Regions from separate parts of the Mus musculus genome. Here region 1 is linked to region 2. Evidence: chromatin loops called from intact Hi-C (ENCODE). Cell type or tissue: left cerebral cortex. All regions are shown on one strand. Links, peaks and the distances in the headings refer to the core of each region. The heading gives the core; the rest is flanking DNA. Region 1 overlaps Utrn (utrophin). Region 2 holds the start of Utrn (utrophin).

Region 1 (9,269 bases), core at 607-8,606, 130 kb before region 2:
CTAATTCTTCCCAAAAAAACAAGTCGAGGTAGAAGAAGATGAGAAGGAAGAAGGAAAGGAGGAAAAGAAGAAAATCTGTGTCTATTCTAGGAATTAAAATAAAAATATATCCATATGCAGGTATCCCAGCACTAAAGAGGCAGGGACAGGAGGATCGCAGTGAGTGCAAGGCCATCGTGGTCTACATAGAAAGTTCCAAGTCAGCTAGTGGTACACAATGAGACACTGGAAAATAAAAAAGACAAAAATGTAGACCTGACTACTCTAAAAACCCAGAGTTTAAGCAAATAGAATCAGAGGTCATTTTCTGTAGTTCCATAATGTGCAAAATGAGGAAAAGGCTGTATGACTCATAGAAGCTATTCTGATTAGCTCCCCAAGAGAGCAACCAAGAACAAGCATATGGACACCTTCACTTCCCTCTTCCACAGGAAGAGAACAGTCATTAGACATCTGTAGAGAGTAATTGGTTTAAACAGTAGCAAGAGTATGGTGAAATGCCTCTTGGGTAGTGTTTCATGTGACCCTAAAGCCTTAGTATCAGCTATCTAGATGTTTCACTGATCAACAAAATTCTACCTTTCTTCTGCTATAAAAACCGAACCACTCATCTCAGAACCAAACCACACTGTCCACCATGTGCTGGTTCCTCACTCAGCACTTCATGCTCTTCTGAAAAGAGGTAACGGGGGGCTAGAGAGATGGCTCAGCGGTTAAGAGCACTGACTGCTCTTCCGGAGGTCCTGAATTCAAATCCCAGCAACCACATGGTGGCTCAAAACCATCTGATTCCGTCTTCTGGTGTCTGAAGATAGCTAGTGTACTTACATATAATAAATAAAGTAAATCTTTTTTAAAAAGAAAAAAAAAAGAGGTAACAGTCTCCCTGACAGGATTGGGTATATATCCTAATCCTAATTAAGTATAAGTATATATCCCTGTTTCTTTCTCCACCCACACTGTGTATTCCTGCCCATATGTTCAGGTTCTCATGCACTTGTGAGTCCAAAACCACCCTTGCCTGGCTGGAGAGATGGCTCAGTGGTTAAGAGAACCAACTACTCTTCCGAAGGTCCTGAGTTCAAATCCCAGCAACCACATGGTGGCTCACAACCATCCGTAATGAGATCTGATGCTCTCTTCTGGTGCATCTGAAGACAGCTACAGTGTACTTATAATAATAAATAAATTAATCTTTATTAAAAAGATTTATAAAAAAAATAAAACAAAACAAAAAAAAACAAAAAACAAACAAATCACCCTTGCCAAATGTGACAAATGTCACACACTTTCAGAAGAAAGACATGGACATGTGTGCAAAGCTGTCTCTTTCCAAAATGTCACCTCCCAACGAACACCTTCTGAATAAAAAGCAACAGGGAAGAAGTAGCCCAACTCCACACCGAGAGAAGCCATCAGGCCCCGGGTCAGCTCAGCACTCTTCCTACACAAGGAAGTAGAAAAGGAACAAGCAGCAAATTTACTTTATGTTCTTGAAGCAGCTTCTGCAGGGAGGGCAGGTCATCACCCAGCGGGAGGCTCTCCATCTTCTGAATGCGCTCTTCTGTGAGGGCCAGCCAGCTTGAGAGCTGCTGCAGCTGTTTCTTCTGCAGCTCCATCAGAGCGTCGTGCAGCCTGGCCAGGAGGACAGAGTGTCATTCCCTCGGGCTTGTCCCCTGGCACGGGCACCCACTCTGAGCACCAGGGAAGCGGGGGCAGGAAAACACAGCCTTGTGTACCCTAACCATCCAAGTAGCAGAGAGTCCATCAGTATAGAAACTAAGGGGGAAAGCTCTGATTTGATTCATAACTGGAGTTCATTAAGGGCAGTCAGGAATATAAATAACAGCTCCCTGTATTCAAAACAGAATCATTGTTTCTACACTCAGGAATTCCTGGCGTATTAAATTGGTGGAAACGGCACCGGAACGCGAATCACAACGTGGAAAGTGAAACAGACCATGGTATAAGCCTGCTCTTTAAACTGTTACAGACCACTGAACAGTAAGTAGGCCCGTGGCACACTGTCCTGTGGTGACAGCCTCAATGAGGGGGCTGTCTAAATGAGGTTAACCTGAGGCCTTGTCTGTGGGGAGCTGCATTGATTATTAACCTAATTGATATAGGAAGGCTAGTCTGAAACCGAGCAGCACCACTCCCTGGTTGGGGCCCTGGACTGTATGAAAGTAAAGAAAGCCAGTTGGGCACTAGCATGGGCACAGTCATTCTTCTCTGCTCCTCACTGTGCAGTGACATGACTACTGAATTCAAGCTCCCACTCCTCGGGGGTCCCCAAAATGAGACCAAAACCTGGAATTGTTAGCTAAAATAAATCCTTTCCTCCCTTAAGTTGCCTTTTTGGCCAGGGTGTTTTATCACTGTAACAAATATAAAATTACAATATCACCCATGCAAAATATAACTTCCCCTCTTACTACCCTCTGCATTCCAACTGTCCTCTATGATCTTGACAGAGATGAGACTCACAGAGCGGTGTGAGGACAGTGGAAGGCTTGCCCTGTACTGATTTTAGTCACAGCCCCGCAGGCCTGTACTTGAGTGTCACTGTGCACTGTGGTCTGGGGAGTCAGGCTCTCGGTCCTTGAGCTCCACTCACCGGGACTGCCTCTCCATGCTCTCCACCCGGAGCGCCTCCCACCTTGCATTCAGCAAGGTCATCTGTTCCTGGATCTCAAACTCCTCCTCCTCTGACAGAGTCCCTTGTGTCATCAGCTGGTTGCCAGCCTGCAGGACGCTCCCCACGCTGCTCTGGTGTGCTGTCAGCTCCATCATAAAAGTCTAGCAAAGGAGATTGTGGTAGTTAGTGAGTCACTTGCTGCGAAGACATGAAACAACAAACTGGTAGTGCATAAGCCCAACAGCAACGCCCCAGAGAAAGGAACCTGTGCAAAGCAAAGACGGAGGAGGCTTTCACCAAAGGTGGAAAGCTCTGAAATGAGAGATTTGGTATTAACCATAACTCAAGAGAAAGCTAGATCAAAGAAAACAATGTTATGGATGATAATAGTAGATTTTAAAAGTTTTACAACTATTCATGGGTGTGTATCCCCATTCACCCGTGAATGTGTCCATGTACACACACCATGTTCAGCATTTCAACACACATATAGGGAATCACAGGACAGCTCATAAGAGGTGGATCTGTCATTCCACCAAGTGAGTTGCAGGGACCGACCTTGGATCATCAGTTTTGCAGCAAGCACCTTTAACAGCTAAGCTATCTCTTAAGTAAATGATGATTATGTTGTTAATGTAAAAATAGAGAAGAAGAAGAAGAAGAAGAAGAAGAAGAAGAAGAAGAAGAAGAAGAAGAAGAAGAAGAAGAAGAAGAAGAAGAAGAAGAAGGAGAAGAGGAGCTGCTTACACACACACACACACACAAGAACCCACTTAACCGTAAAGAATTTCCCATAGAGTGAAAAATCATGATTCTATCTCTAAATAGCAGGTAGCTGCCCTTGCATAAAATCGTGCAGGAACACTGGATATAACACTGGCTTAATCAGACAACAAATAAAAATACTGGCTTTTAGGGTAGCATGAGAAACCTGATTATTTGGGATACTAGTTGGCTATGTTGATTTGCAACTACAGCTCAATATTTCAAAAAGGAACAATGTTCACACTGATTTAATCCTCAGTTCTAAAAAAATACACAAAATGTCACAAGACTGCCTGAAATCTGATTCTCATGAACTGTCGATCACTCCAGTTTTCTAACAAAGCCCACGTAAATAATGCAGGCACTACATCATGATCTTTTTACAGAGCATCATTTGGTAAATACCAAGCCAATGGTGAAGTCACTCCACCTACCACCACCCCTAAAAATCAGGCCCGGCCCTGGAAAAATATGGCTCTCGGCCACAGATATTTACTTCATGGGTAGCAAACTGCTCTTTGACTTCTTCGACATCATCAGAAATGTCATCTTGCTCCTGGAACGTGTCCTCCGCGGACAGCAGCCACGTCAGCACTTCCTCTAGCGCTATCTGGTAGCTGTCCAAATCCATGTCCACTTCAGTGACGGTGCTAGGGGTCTCAGCTCGGGGACTCTGGCCTTCCTCTGCCAGCACTGCACTCTGTGGAAACAAAGCCACAGCAACCATGAACATACAGACGCTCACCACATGAGCAATGTCTGGAGAAACCAAGGTAGGGACTAGGATCTCAGGAGACAACCCCCAGTTTTCAGGAGCTGAGTGAATGAAGCCATGAATTAATCAGAGGACACTGACAGCCAAGAAATACAAAATAGAGTACACACACAAGCGCCACATTGGAAGAGGCATGGAGAGAAAAATATCCCACATGAGTCACTGGACAAAAATAAAACTCCAAATGCCAGTATTTGACTTCAAGACATAGAGAATTTTGATGGAGAACTAAGAACATGCTGGCCCTTGAACAACGGTTGCAGTTTACAGAATAGAGAGCCTGACACTCTGCTTTGACCCCTGCTTAGAATTCTTTAGGGACCCTGCATTCTGGTGCCATGTATTAAACAGTGAACAAGGGCGCACATACAACCTGTGGAACGGATGGGATTTCATGTTTCATTGTTTTGAGGCAACAGCCCTCTAGTGTGTGAGCTGTTCTGTTTGGGGGATGTGGTTTGAGGGTTAGGACTTGTAAAATAAATGTCTGCCGATCTTTCTCTAACTTACTAGTTTCTCTTTATGCACTTAATGATCTTGTAATCAAGCCTACTGGCTCTGCTGTTCCTTTGTTTCCATTCAAACAAAACTTCTTCAAGACGTGTGTAAACTATCCCACATGTACATAAATGAGGAGAATGGTAAAAGTCATGCCTACACATGTTACCACCAAAGTCTTAACAGTCTGCTTCAACAGTCTCAACATTTGCCCCCAAATGACTGAAAAGCTGACAAAGCCATTTTCCCAGACTTACTTTTTAGAGTAATCATACAATTAGCCAATCAATTAAAATGTTTCTGATAACAGCTATGCCGGAATAACAGGCACCAACTGGAAACAAGAGAAGCCAGGTCTCACGTGGTTCTTCCAGAAGCCTCCCAGTGGCTGTGCCTGGAGCCGATCCATCCTGACTTCCAAAGCTCTCCTTCCCAATCCAGTGGCCCTGCCCATCTGCAAGCAGTAACCCTCCTGAACTTCTTTCTCCCTTCTTTCGATATACCTTAACTAAGTGATATCATCTATTCCTATTTGATTTTTAAAAAATAATCTAGATTCGATAGATATTTTATTTCTAGTAAAACTCTCTTCTAACTTTCAGCAGCAATAACATCTGCAGCATCTTTAAAGATATATCAAACCAGACCCACATTTAAACACTCATTTGTTTCACCCACCCCAAAACTTGCCAACACCTACCCCAGGCTCCATGCACCTAGGCACCACAGCCAAAAACCTGGGTGATATACTTGGACACACCCCTCTTTCTTCCCTCTCCCGTGTTTAATCTGCAAACTAGTCCTACCTTCAAAGTTCAACTCAAATCCATGCAGACCTCTCCACTTCTGCACCACCCGTCTCTCCTCTGGCCCACAATGGCTTGCTAACCCTTGGCACCCACAGTCCTATCTGCCAAGCCACTTCTCAGGCAGCAGAGAGAATGGTCTCTCTCATGTGTTCACACCCACAGGTCGCCCGGCCTGAAATCCCTCACTATCCTTTCCACGGTCTTAAGTCACTATTTAAAATTCTTGACATAGTTCACAAAAATACTGACAGGGCAAGAAAGACTGTGGGCACATAGAGACGGATCTTAATTGGTTAGGGAGAAACTCAAAGGTTCTGTTTAAGTGTAGGAAAAGGGGAAGGCATGCTCAGAGACCATATAGGTAGAAGATCCTTCATAGATGGAATTCAACACACATAAGAATCAGGAATGAAGAAAAGCCTACTCTGACTGCAATTTAAAGCATAAGAGGTATTAAATCCTCATGAAAACTTGGGGTTGAAGCCCAGAAAATGTTGTTTTATAGGAGAGATCAAAGGAATGTTTTCAACTGAGTTATAGGAGTTAAAGAAACCAGTCATCATAAGTAAAAACACTGGCAAATTAAGACGCAAACAATGCCAGGGCATAGGAAGGAAAATAAGCTACATTCTCTCAACTTAAAGGCCTGAAGTCACAGTGCTAAGATAATTCAGAAGGTGAGGTAAGCAAAAGTCTAGACAATGGGAAGAACATGCAAAACTAGGACTGCTAGTCATCAGCCAAAGGTCATCTGTGTAGGCACCAGCATCCCCCCGAGGGGTGGAAAGCAGCAAAGCCTCTCCATGTAAATACGCAGGAGCTTTTCAACTGGCGTGTTTCTAAAGGGAAACTCAGGGATTGCCTACTGACCTCCCAATGCTACTCAGCATGGTGGGAGAAAGAGGATTCAGAGAGAAGGCTGGCTGGCAGTCAGCATTCCTTAGAGAACAGTGGACAGCAAGACAAGCCAACGAGGAGACAATCAAGACTTGACCACATCATTCCCTCACTTAATGGAACTTAGCCTCTAAGTTACCAATAAAAGCATACAATAAACAGCGTGAGCATTAAACCACTCAGTCATTAACAAATAGAAAGTGGTTTCTGAAATTCTTACCATACCAACCTTGCATGCTAAAGAAGTGATTGTTTTAGCTAAATACCATAAAATAAGTAAAATCCACTTCTTTTTCCTATGATTTGCTATGTTTCTGTATGAGTATATACATACATACGGAGGCTGGTGAACAATTATATAGTGCACTCTCCTACCATTATGTGAGTTCTACGGATCTAACCTAAACCATCAAGCTTCAGAACAAACAATCACTTTTACCAACTGAACCATCTTAATGGCCCTTCCTTTTTGAGAGGACAGCCTTAACACTAAGAATTGAAATATCTTCTCTTTTTAACAAAAATAAATCAGTCCAATGAAGAAATGACTGTAAATACAAGAGGCAAGACCTACAGGACAGCCCAGAACACCATCTTAGTCACCCAGTGAAAGTACATCATTGAACCAAAGCAGTGTCCAGGAGCCAAGGTAAACAATTTGCAGTAGTTAAGGGTTTTCCTTCTGCATTATTTGATGATCAAAACTAAAAAGAAACCAGGATTCACAATCAGGCTCCATCTCTCCCTTTTCCTATTCAATAAGGTGTTTTTCTCCTTTTTCTAAATGGATAAAAATAAAATGATTACTACATGCCACCCAAAATCTAAAAGAGTAAGTAAACTCTTTGAATCTCATAAAAATAGGGGAAAAAGATGATATGTTCAAGATTATTATAATTGGAAAATTGAGTAACTTTTTTAAAAAAATGAAAGCAAATTTGCTAAATGAGAATGTCAAAGCAAATCTGGAGAGAAATCTATAGTAATGACAGAGAAACGGGCTTAGCAAGTGAGTATTCTTTGTGTTGCCTTTGCCAAGGAGGTAACATTAACCACAGTGGTCAAGAGGCCAAGTCACTGACCCCATCCAAGTACCAGAGGGTGACATGTAAGCTGCAGGGCACACACTCATCCAAAATGCACTTCTCACAAATTTGCAATCCTCACCCCCTCTTTTTCCTCATATGTGTATATCTATGTGGTGTGTAAGCATGTGTGTTCACACGAATGTGGTAGCCAGAGGTTGATATCTAGTGTATTTTCCAATCACTCACCACCTTCCTTCCTTCACTGAGACAGTGTCTCTCACTGAAGGTGGAGCTCAGTGACTCACTTATGCTGGCTGACCCATGAGTTCCGCTAACCCGCCCATCCCTGTCTCCCAGCATCAGGATACAGGGAGACCACCAAACCCGATGTCTATGTACATGCAGGGCATCCTAACTCAGCTCCTCAGGCATGGACATAGAGCACTCTACTGACTGAGCCATCTCCCCAGCGCCTGTGTGAACATCTGGACTTAGTTGCTAAAATGCATGACTTCGAAAATCTGAACGGTCTTCCTTTTATGAATGAAGAAGAATGGGATTTTAGACAAAAATCACAAAGAGACAAAATATGGGTTGAGTCAAGCCAGGGTAATGGAGAAAGAAAAAAATCCATTATTCATATCTCCTTAGGAAAATCTCATTTATTTGCTGGTGAAATCATCTGTTAGCCCATTTCTGGAAAAATCTGATGAATGATTTATAGTACAGTGCCTCTTCCAGGGGAAAGGGAAAGTAAGGCTGGTATTTTGAGAATCCTTATGAGAAGATATTGGGGGCAAAAGTTCTCTATTAATGGACCCCAAACAGAAAGAAAATTACTACTTAACAAAAATTACCCAGGACAACATGAGAGAAAACGTTCCCCACACCAGGTCAACGCCTTGGCCTCTCAGCATAAACAGAATCCACCACTCAGCATCCAGTTGACTCCATAGTAGAGCTTTTAGCGTACCACACAGCACCACGATCAACAGCCCCAGACGCTACTCACCTTGAGAAACAAAACACTTCCCTGTTTCATAAAAAACGGAACTCAGAAAAAAAAAACACACACACACACACATGTTCAGAAAACACCCTGCACAAGTTTGACCTGGGGGAAATCAAACAGGCACGGCAAAAGTTTCGAGAAAAATGAGCCAGCACCTGGATATGAATTTCTTCCTCTTCACATTCTTTCTTATACTTCCTTGGGAGAGTCTCCACCTCTCGGATGGCATCTATCGTGACTTGCTGAGGAAGCACCTCAAACAGAGACGTTAAATACATAATTATGGATTTCTTGTCAGGGAGATGCACAGCAACATCTAAAAGCAGAAGAAAAGATGACTCAGAAACGTGTGGACTGCTCGATACCAAGTAAAAAGTGACTGTTCTTGTACCCAGAAACAATGCCTCATTTGTGATCTCCATAATGCTGCCTCTCAGGAAATTGCTGCTGCAGATCACAAAATATGGACAGAGGTGAAGACTTATTCAGCCTCCGGTTCTTAAGTTTTCCATAAGGTGGGCATGATAATGCATACTGCAATTCAGCTCCTGACAGGCTGAGGCAGGAGGTTCATGAGTTTGAAGACTGCCTAGGCTCCATACTAACTAAGACCCTGCCTTCAAGAACAAATTTTAAAACAACAAACAAAAAACTGTCTCAAAATGCTCTAAGAGCTACTCATGTAGCCATTTAAAATATGGCACAGGCTTCACTCACACAATAGAGTGGGCAGAATTCAAACCTAAAGTTGCAATTAAAGTCTTCAAACCATACACAAATGCTCACACGTACATGCATTCCAAGAAACCAAACTAATTCTGAATTATTTCTCTAGCAAGTAGGTATT
Region 2 (9,269 bases), core at 943-8,942:
GCTGTAGGCAGGAGTTTCTCCCAGTAAAACTACTGCACACACAATGTAACAAAGGCAAGCTGGGAGTGTAAGATAGGCCACACAGAGACTGGAGATTGCCTTTCACAGAGCAATAGTCACTCACGGCTCAGAATTCAGTTTCTCAGAAGTTTACTTAACAAGAACAATGCACAACAAGCTAAGAAATCTCTGTCTTCAACACAGTCTATACAGAGGGCTCCACAGTGATGCATCCATTACTCACCAGATCTGGACTTAATGATGTCACTGAATTCGTTCTGCCCATCATCAGGCCTGGCTTCAAGGTCCCCATACTTGGCCATCTTGAATGAGTTTCAGTATAATCCAAAGGCTTTCCCAGATCCTCTTCTGAAGGCTAAATCTGAAAAATGGTCCAGGCTAGCATGAATACCTAACAGGAAAAGAGAAAGTATTGAGTAGAAATACAGAAACATATTCCTTATTTGTTTTTTCCTTTGCTTCTGGCACAGGTCTGTGTGTGCACATGTGAAAGGGGTGGGTGTGCATGTACATGTGTGCATGTGCACGTGGAGGTCAGAGGCTGACACTTGGGTGTCTGCCTCAACTGCTGCTCTCTACCTTTTATGTTAAAGCAGGGTCTCTGTTTGAACCCCAGGGTTCCCCTGAACTCACATCCCACGTGCTGGGATTACAAACAGGCTGCCAAATGTGCCGGGCATCTGCACGGATACTGAGGTGGGGTGTCAAGTACTTAACTGCTAAGCCATCTCCAGCCACATATAGTCTAAGACACAGTTACGGAGTGGCTTCCTGAGCACATCCACATGAGGCTTTATTTAGCACAGCCTCTTCCACGTGAGTGAGGCTTATGGACACCGAGCTTCACGGATAAAATGAAATTCACTCTATAATCAATGACCTCATTACAACCCTGATGACTGACAGCAGTCCGGAAGAGAAAGATAAAGTCATAAAGTCATAAAGTGGACGAGTCACACCTGCCCAGGGCCACTGAGAAGGCCTTCCTAAGCAATGACATTTGGGTCTATCCTTCAAGGAGAGGAAGAAGTTCACTAGCTACAGGGCAAGTAGAAAAGAGAAGAGCTTGGTATGTGAAATATTAGCGCCGCTGAGAACTGGGAGGCAGGGGGCTAAGTCCTGCTTTTGGGAAGCACGTCACACAGCCGAGGAAGAAAGCTGGGGCCAGAGATTCCTAGAGAGGCTTGGATACCTGTCTGAGGAGAAGGACAATCAGAGAGGTGACATAAGCCCGTTCACACCATGGCTTGTCAGTAGACCAGAGTAACTCAGGAAGCACCAAGGACTACAGTACATTAGAGCAGTGCTCTCATTAAAGAACTTAGGCCGTGAGAAAGGAGATGTCGAATGGAAACATTTCAGCTCTTCTCTGCATCTGAAATTGTTTCATGCTACTGCGTTAGAGAAAAATAATCCCACGCTTGACCAGACTTTACAAAAGCATCAATGGGGCCTCAGGTGATAAATGGAATCACAGCGCACCCTCTGTTGAGTATCTCTGTCTGTCGGAGAATCAATCATGAGGCTTATCATGGGCACACAAATTGGAAGAGGCTATCAAAACAAAAGGCCTAGGGAATTAGGAGATGGGTCTGTGGGTAAAGAGCCTACTGCACAATCATGGGAACCTGACTTCAATCCCTCGAATTTTATAAAAATAAAAGAGGGAAGCAAGCATGGGCATGTGCCAGCAATGCCTGTTTCCAACTACTTCCTCTGGAAACAAAGGATCATAGCCAACCAGCGAGCCCCAGGTTCAATGAGAGATCCTGTCTCAAAAATAAGGCACTATGCCAATCTCTGGCCTCCAAACTATAATACACACAAACAACACACACATCCCACAGGCCCAGTGTCACTCAAACAAAAACCACCCAAAGAAAGGTAGTTTCTTCATGGATTAAACAAAACAAAAGAGACCTGACCACCAAATACTATCCTGGGTTGAATTTTCAAAGAAAACATTTTAGGGTTTACTTTAGGCAATATTATTATACCAATGTTACACTGCAGGATTAGTTAGCAGCGATGTTAGGGAGGAGGATATCTTCCATTGTAGGAGACACTATGAAGTCATTAGTGAGAAGTATGACAGGATCTTCGACGTCTATGCATTTATATATATACAAATCGATACGCACAAGCATACATGCAAAGATACACACAGGCAGAGGAAGTAAATGTTATAAAGAAAATACGAGCAGCTCTGTATCTGTTGTGCTAATCTCTCTGTTATAACGCTGTTAATATAAGCAATATGTGATTGTGGCCTCAATGGATTAGATGGAAAAAAAATAAATAGATACACAGGATATTAAATAAAAGGTCAATAAGACTCAGGGACAGCCCTGGCATTAGAGACGCAGGATACTAGCATGCTGAGTGACTCAGCTGGCACAGGGCAGCTCAGAAGTAGACGAACTACTACTCGGTTGGGAACCGCTGAGGACATTACAGAGAAGAATGGATGCGGTTTGGATTTTCTCAGTGTAAGGTGCTTCTGAGACACAGAAAGAGAAAGGGAGCATTCGGGAAATACGGATCTGGACCTCAGGGGTGGTACGGCTTGTAGATGTATGTAGAAATGTAGATAGCCATGTTGCCCACTGATAAAAACTTCATTCTGGAAGGGTCATGACACCAATTCTGCTGTACATGGGTAGGTACCACTCAGATAAAACAATCCAATCTTCAGTAACTGTGAGAAATATCTCCAGGGCCTAAAGATCTGAAGATCTGCCCTGCAGGAGCACCCGTTCATTAAGAACGCCAGCAAACACTGCTCCTCTCTGCTCCCGAGCTTCCTGGATTACACTGCCCAGAGAGGAGCCAAGCTCAGTCTCTCAGCTCAGTCTCTCTGTCTCTTCCAGACCACGGCCCCCTTTAAGAGCGCCCCAATGTCAATGAACTTAATCACTACTTAGGAATATCAGAGTCAAGACATCCCAACAGTAATCTGCAGAGAAAGTACACTAATTCACACATTAAAACACGCGTCAGAGCCAGGCAAGGTGGTTTGTGTCTGTCATCCCTGAGATGACAGATCACTGAGTTCTAGGTCGGCTTGAGCTGCCAAGTCAGACCCCCACCACCTCAAAAAAAAAAGAGAGAGAGAGAGAAGCAAATGTCAGAACTAGGGTTTCTTTCTAGGTAGTAATGGACCACCAATTCTTTAGTGGTTCTTCTTTACGATTTTAAAATATTTTTATGTGTACATGTGAGTGCCTGCATTTTTGTCTCTGTTAATTCCTGATACCTTCGAAAGCCAGAAAAGAGTGTTCCATTCCCTAAAAGTGGAGTTACCAGTAGTCTTGAGTCGCCCACAGTGGGTGCTAGGAACTGAACCTGGAGCCTCTGGGAAAGTAAGAAGTGCTCTGAGCCAAGGAGCCATCTCTCCAGCATGAATCCTTACTTCGAAGAATGAATTGTACTATATTGTTATTTTAAATTTCTTATTTGTGTAATAGTTGTGTGTTCCATTATTCAATAGTCATTCACCGTAGCAAACAGTACTTTATTATATAAATATTAACATTATGCAACATAATAACTTTTCTTTCTGCAAGTCAGGAAATGAGTAGAGTCCATTAATAAGAGCAAAATGAGAGTGAATGCAGTAGAAGCGAAGGAACACTGGGAAACTGTTAAAGCTTTAAGAACCATTTCCTCTCCATATATGGATTGCTTCATCAGTCTCCCAGACTTTAAAGGACATTAAAAAAATTCTTAAATGTTTATTCTGACTTTATGGTTATTAAGGATTTACAGACCTGGGTATAGTGACTCACAGCTGTAACCCCAGCATTTAAGAGACAGAGGAAAAAGGGTCCTCAATATCCTAGGCTAGCCTGAGCTACAGAGTAAATCCCAAACTAGTCTAGGCTACCTGTCTAAAAATTAAAAATAAACTAAAAGGGCTGAGGATGAGCCTTAATGGTAGCCTGCAGGGTGTGCATGCATGGTCCTGAGTTCGATCCCCAGAACTACAAAAACAAAATGAAAGTCAAAAGTAACCAGCGAAGAGGACTGGCAGCCTGGCCATTTGCCAAGCAGCTTTCGCCAGGAGTGAACAAGTAACCCCAGTTGGAGAAGACAGAGTTTAACGCCACCTTCTGCTACACAGAGAGTTTGAGGGCGGCCTGAGCTACATGAGACTAGGGGGTCACGGAACAGCTCCCTACAAAGAATATAATCAAAAGCAAATATATTCCTATCTTGAGGTACAGAGTGTGAAAGATTTTCTAAACTTTTATGTGTATCCTTAATATATTAGAGAACCAAAATCTTGTCCACAGAATATGTAAACATTTAATTACAGGAAATCCCGGCTGTCTAAGAAAAAGTCTCTTTCCTGGAATGAAGTTCCTTTGAAAGACAAGTCCAGTGCCACTTCCCAAGGGGCTTTATGCAGGGACCTCCAGTTAGGCTTCCAAAAATGTTTCCACTCTGTTAGAAAGAGACCTGCCCCTAAACCTGATCACCACACATTCGATAAATAAATGTCGAAAAATGAATTTTTTAAATTTTTGTGTGAATGTCTGCCTTGACTGTCTAGTGCCCAAGGAGGCCAAAAATGGACATAAGATAGTGAACGTGGACTCTCTCTTAACCACTGAGCCATCTTTTAAAAATGCACACATGCTCTCTCTCTCTCTCTCTCTCTCTCTCTCTCTCACACACACACACACACACACACACACACGCACTCACACACAAACACTGTCACCGATTTGATTTTGAGGTAAAGTTAACTTGTGCACAGGGTTGCGTTTCATTTGCATAGATCCAATAATGCCATTTCATCGTGATGTTTGATTCTGCCTTTCACATTGGGATAATTTTTCCAGTCGTGTCTTCTTCCTAATACAAATCCCTACTACACTGCAAAAACATCAGAAAAAAAAAATCAATGAGCTAGAAAAGAATGAAGAGGGACACACTAAAACATTGAACAGCGTGAAAGGGGAAATCATTTGAAATGTAAATAAAGAAAATATCCGAGTGAGTTCAGGACAGCCAGGGCCACACAGAGAAACCCTGTCTAAGAAAAGAAAGGAAAGGAAAGGAAAGGAAAGGAAAGGAAAGGAAAGGAAAGGAAAAGAAAAGAAAAGAAAAGAAAAGAAAAGAAAAGAAAAGAAAAGAAAAGAAAAGAAAAGGGAGAAAGAAAGAAAGAGAAAATATCCAATAAAAAGAAAAAAGAAAAACAACAACATTTAAGAGCCACCAACTCTTGTTGCCACGAATGTCCCAGGAGCTCCATGTGAGTTGGAGAGTTTAAGGATACCTCCTTCCAAACTCCCAGATGCCAACCAGGTGTAGTGGTGCACACCTATAACCCCAGCTACTTCAGAGGCTGAAGCAAGAGGAGTGCCAGTTCAAGGCCAGCCTAGGCCACACAGTGAGACCCTTTCTCAAAATAACATAAATAAAATGCTACTGCAACTCTATCAGGCTGTTCAAGTTACATTGGGCTAGAACCAAGGCTTTCTTAGTAACAATGTGTCCCAAAGACATTCTGCCGCCATCCACACTGGTGGAATGGAAGTAGCCACACTCTACACCCGGATAAGGGAGAAACTAGAGGTGAATGACCCGGAGGTTGTATAGGGCTCCTATGCAATTGCTGTCCTCCGTTCTCTTCCCTCAAAATGACAGCTGGTGACGTTGACCGAGTGTTTCCCCTACTGAAACCTACACGCACCACAGCACAGGCGCCAGTTCCCCCTTCAGGGTGGACGCTTCTTAGTTATACCAGAACAGAACGCCAGGGGTGATGGCTTTATAGGCAAAAGTTCAAGAATACACAACATTCAAACGGTGTCATCCTAAGGGAATATTCATCCAGACGGCTGTGGAGGAAACCTAGTCACTCACAAGTAACCAAAAGCTAGGAATGCTGGCGATAGTGAAGAGGGATGCCGAAGAACAAGTTTGCCCTTCTGCTTGTAAAGGAAACCGCTGAGTGCCAAGAACTGCCATTCACACTAAGAAGCGCTCCAGGGAAGGTTAATGCCACTGTGATTAATGCTGTTTACAGGCGCAATAAATTTTGAGTAAACACCCAAAGGAGAGTTAAAGCTATCTCGAAAGCCTCATAAACGCTGGTGAGGGGGTGGGGGGACTTCAGCAGGAATGGCCCATGCCCCTCACTGCCTTGTCCTCGGGACTGAACGACCCACAAGAGCTTCGAATTCCTCCAGCTCTGGCAGGCACTAGCGTTATCAGCAGGCTGCTTCTCCAGCGCCACCAGCAGCCAGCCCCCGAGGGTCCAGCCTGACTTCACAGGCCCAGGGCAAGTTCCAACGGGACGATGAGACTGCTGCCATGCCACCCTGGAGATCCCATCTCTCTTGGAATTCGTGCGCTCTGGCCGCGGCAGACCCTCCCACTTAAACGCATGGAGAGGCCACCTCTCCAGATCCTGGTGACCCAGGTGATCTGAAGGCTAGAAGAATAAAGGATGATACCTCAGTGACTCCAGAGAGTGGGGCCCGGAATTACACCCAGGATCTCCAATTTGGGGGTTTAAAAAAGGCGGGTCCCTGACTCTGAAGAGTCACACACGTTTTCTCCTCCCCTTGAAATAACCCTGGAACGCCACACGGTCGGAATCCAGGGACTTGAAAAGTCTCTTTGAACAATGTGCCTTCTAAAAGTTGCACAGCCTACAATTAGCCCTTTGTTGGTTTTGTAAGTGGCCTTGGGCAAGCAGAGCCTCAGACCCAGGCCAAAGAGGGGCATGAATTACCTTGTCAGTTGCAGTGAGGGATGCCAAGAGTCCGGAAAAGCAGGCGGCCGGGCGGGACTGCGCACCAATGAGGTACCCCTATCCCCTCTGTCTCTCCACAGCTGCAGGCTTGCCACCTCGCCACACTGGGGCCCCACCCTCAGGAACGGCAACCACAGAGAGGTCGAGCACGCCCCCAGCCTGGAGGCCGGCTAGGAAGCTCTCCCCAACCCTCCCACCGCACAACCGCCCTCCCCACCCTCTCCTCCCGGACACCGCCCGGGCCCCGCCTTCCCGGGACCGGAGGTGTGTGACAAGCTCTCAGAAGAGGCCACGTCCCCTCTTGGAGATCGCTAGTCCTGCTGCCCGGCTCGGGGCGGTAAACGGACAGGCGACAGACAGCCTCTCCTCTCAGGGAGAGACAAAACAACAGTACTAAACTAGACCTAGGAATCTGAGACCTTGGCGACCAGTACAGATTCCCACCTTCTCAACCCAGCTCTCTCCCGCCCAGGCAGGGGACGCTGAGCTTCCAGGGAAAGTGCAGAAGTTGGCTACAGCTACTTCGGGACCCGGGCGGTGGAACTGCAGAAAGGTCCCACCTCCTTTCAACCCCCGCCCCATTCCCTAGGGGACTGCGGTCACATTACCCAGACCGAAGCTTCAATAATGCATGGGCTTACCTGCTAGCCAAGTCCCAGAGGCCCCAAGGTTCCTCTGGGCGTGTTCGGGTGGTGGGGAGCTTGCCTTGGACGTTACAAGAATTTTTTTTAAGTGAAACGTGGAAAGCCCGACAAGATCCAAAGGGGGGTGGGGGGGGGGGAGATCCAAAATTGACACCCGATTGGAAACGCCCCCTGACTTGTGCAATCTTCCTGCCCGGTAGTTCCGCCAAAAACAAAACAGTCCAAACGCTAGCCTGGGGGCAGGCGCACGCAGGAGTTTTCCCTCTGCAGGAATGACCCGAAAGAAAAGGGGCGCCGCTCCCCGAGGTGGCCCGATCGGCTGAGGAGCCCAGGGCTCCTCCTCGGCCCTGGGCGGGAGAAATCCCGCGCCCGGCGCTGCCCGCTCCCCTCCTCGGGGGAAGGGCGACTCCACAACTTTGTGCGCGAGAGCTGCTCGCCGCTCCGGCTCCTCCTCCAGGTCCTCCTCCGGCTGCCGCCGGCCCCTTTGTTGGAGAGCGAGGGTGGGGCGCTGCTGGGTCCGCCCGCCACCCCGGGTAGGGGCTCGCGTCTCCCAGCACGAATCGCCCAGCCTCGGAGCCGTGGATCCCGCAGGTCGGACCCGCCGTCTCGCCGCTCGCGCGCCCCGGGGCCCCAGGCCGGGCAACTTTGTTCTCCCGGGGAGACCAGTCCCCCTCGGCTCCGGGTTCGGTCCTGCCCCGGCCTGGGAAGCCACCGCGGGCCGGGCTCCCAGAACGTGGCGCTTCGGGTCACCTGACCGCGCGCCCGGTCAATCAGCGCTAGCCCTAGGCGCCCTCCCAGCCCGCAGCAGCCGGCTCCGTGCGGTGCGCGGTGCGAGAATCCCGGAACCAGTCGTGCGTGCTGGAAGCCAGAAGCTGGAATAGTCACCGCGCGCACGCACCGTGCCCTTTATTCAAATTGTCCGAAAATGTGTGTCACACCCCTCTAGGCACACTAGGTCTCTTATCAACAGTACTTTTAATTTTTTTTATTATTATCTTACATAAATCTCAACCTTCTGGCCAATTCGCCCCATTTCAGTTTACTGAGGTTGTTGAGTTTGGGGTTCTAAATCCAGGGGTATATTTATTTTATGGAAATTTCTTTTGCATCATTTTAAATGCTGTCTAAACAATCCCAAGTGTCCTTATATGTTCATATACACAAATAGTGTTGGTGCTGACCTTTAAAATTTTTACCGTGTGTGTGTGTGTGTGTGTGTGTGTGTGTGTGTGTGTGTGTGTGTGTTGTGTGTATTTGGGGTGCTGGTGACAGTAGACACAAATATCATACCTATCTAAATTCTCTCTGTCTCAACTTTGTAGAGCCAGCTTTCACCTTACACCTTTCTGTGGGACCCAGGAATCAGACTCAGGTCTTCAGACTTTAGTATTCAGTAGGGGTCTTACCAGTGGCACCATCTGCCAAACCTTTATTTATCTAGTTATTTATTTATTTATTTTCTATTTTTCCAAGCAAACTTACATCTGTTTGCAGAACTTGTTGGGAGTTTACGGGCTTAGCCGAGACCTATCACGGACGTAATGAAGTTTGTGTTATGTATGCATTTTTATTATACATTTCATTCTAACGTGTTCCCATTACTGTTTTCCTGATAAAACTTGGAGAAGGAAATAAAAATAGCAACCAAAGTCGAAGCAGATTGATTACGGCTTATTGCTTCCTTAGTACTCAAGGGTTAATTTATGAGCCAGTAAAAATAATTCACTAGCCTTGTGTTAATTACCAGTTGAAAACCTCTGGAGTCTCTAAGTACTGTGGGCTGGGACTGAAGGAAGTCTTGGAAAAGACTTTTTTATAAAGTCTCTGACTTAACA

The links. Hi-C counts contacts between places; a loop is a spot of excess contacts. Peaks named below come from ENCODE experiments on the same cell type or tissue, not always from the same donor. Only the 100,000 strongest peaks of a DNase experiment are listed, where the experiment ranks them.
Region 1: a loop joins it to region 2, with 2.0 times the contacts of the local background. A loop is called at or near these places in 9 of 42 quality-filtered maps.

What each region holds. Positions count from the first base shown.
Region 1 is chr10:12,735,468-12,744,736 of GRCm38, forward strand. Utrn (utrophin) reads right to left here. Exons shown (of 74, transcript NM_011682.4): 8 at 8,578-8,738; 9 at 3,900-4,103; 10 at 2,618-2,799; 11 at 1,485-1,635. Among named protein-coding and RNA genes, the nearest start is that of Utrn, 120 kb to the right of the region's middle. In left cerebral cortex, for the core only: no CTCF peak of the experiment used is centred there; DNase peaks (open chromatin) are centred at 4,006 and 4,292; H3K27ac peaks cover 204 bases.
Region 2 is chr10:12,861,324-12,870,592 of GRCm38, forward strand. It overlaps Utrn (utrophin), which reads right to left and starts at 412. Exons shown (of 74, transcript NM_011682.4): 1 at 245-412. The coding sequence starts at 323. In left cerebral cortex, for the core only: CTCF peaks have their summits at 5,764 (motif pointing left) and 6,902; DNase peaks (open chromatin) are centred at 6,304, 6,830, 7,202, 7,893 and 1 more place; H3K4me3 peaks cover 3,129 bases; H3K27ac peaks cover 2,248 bases.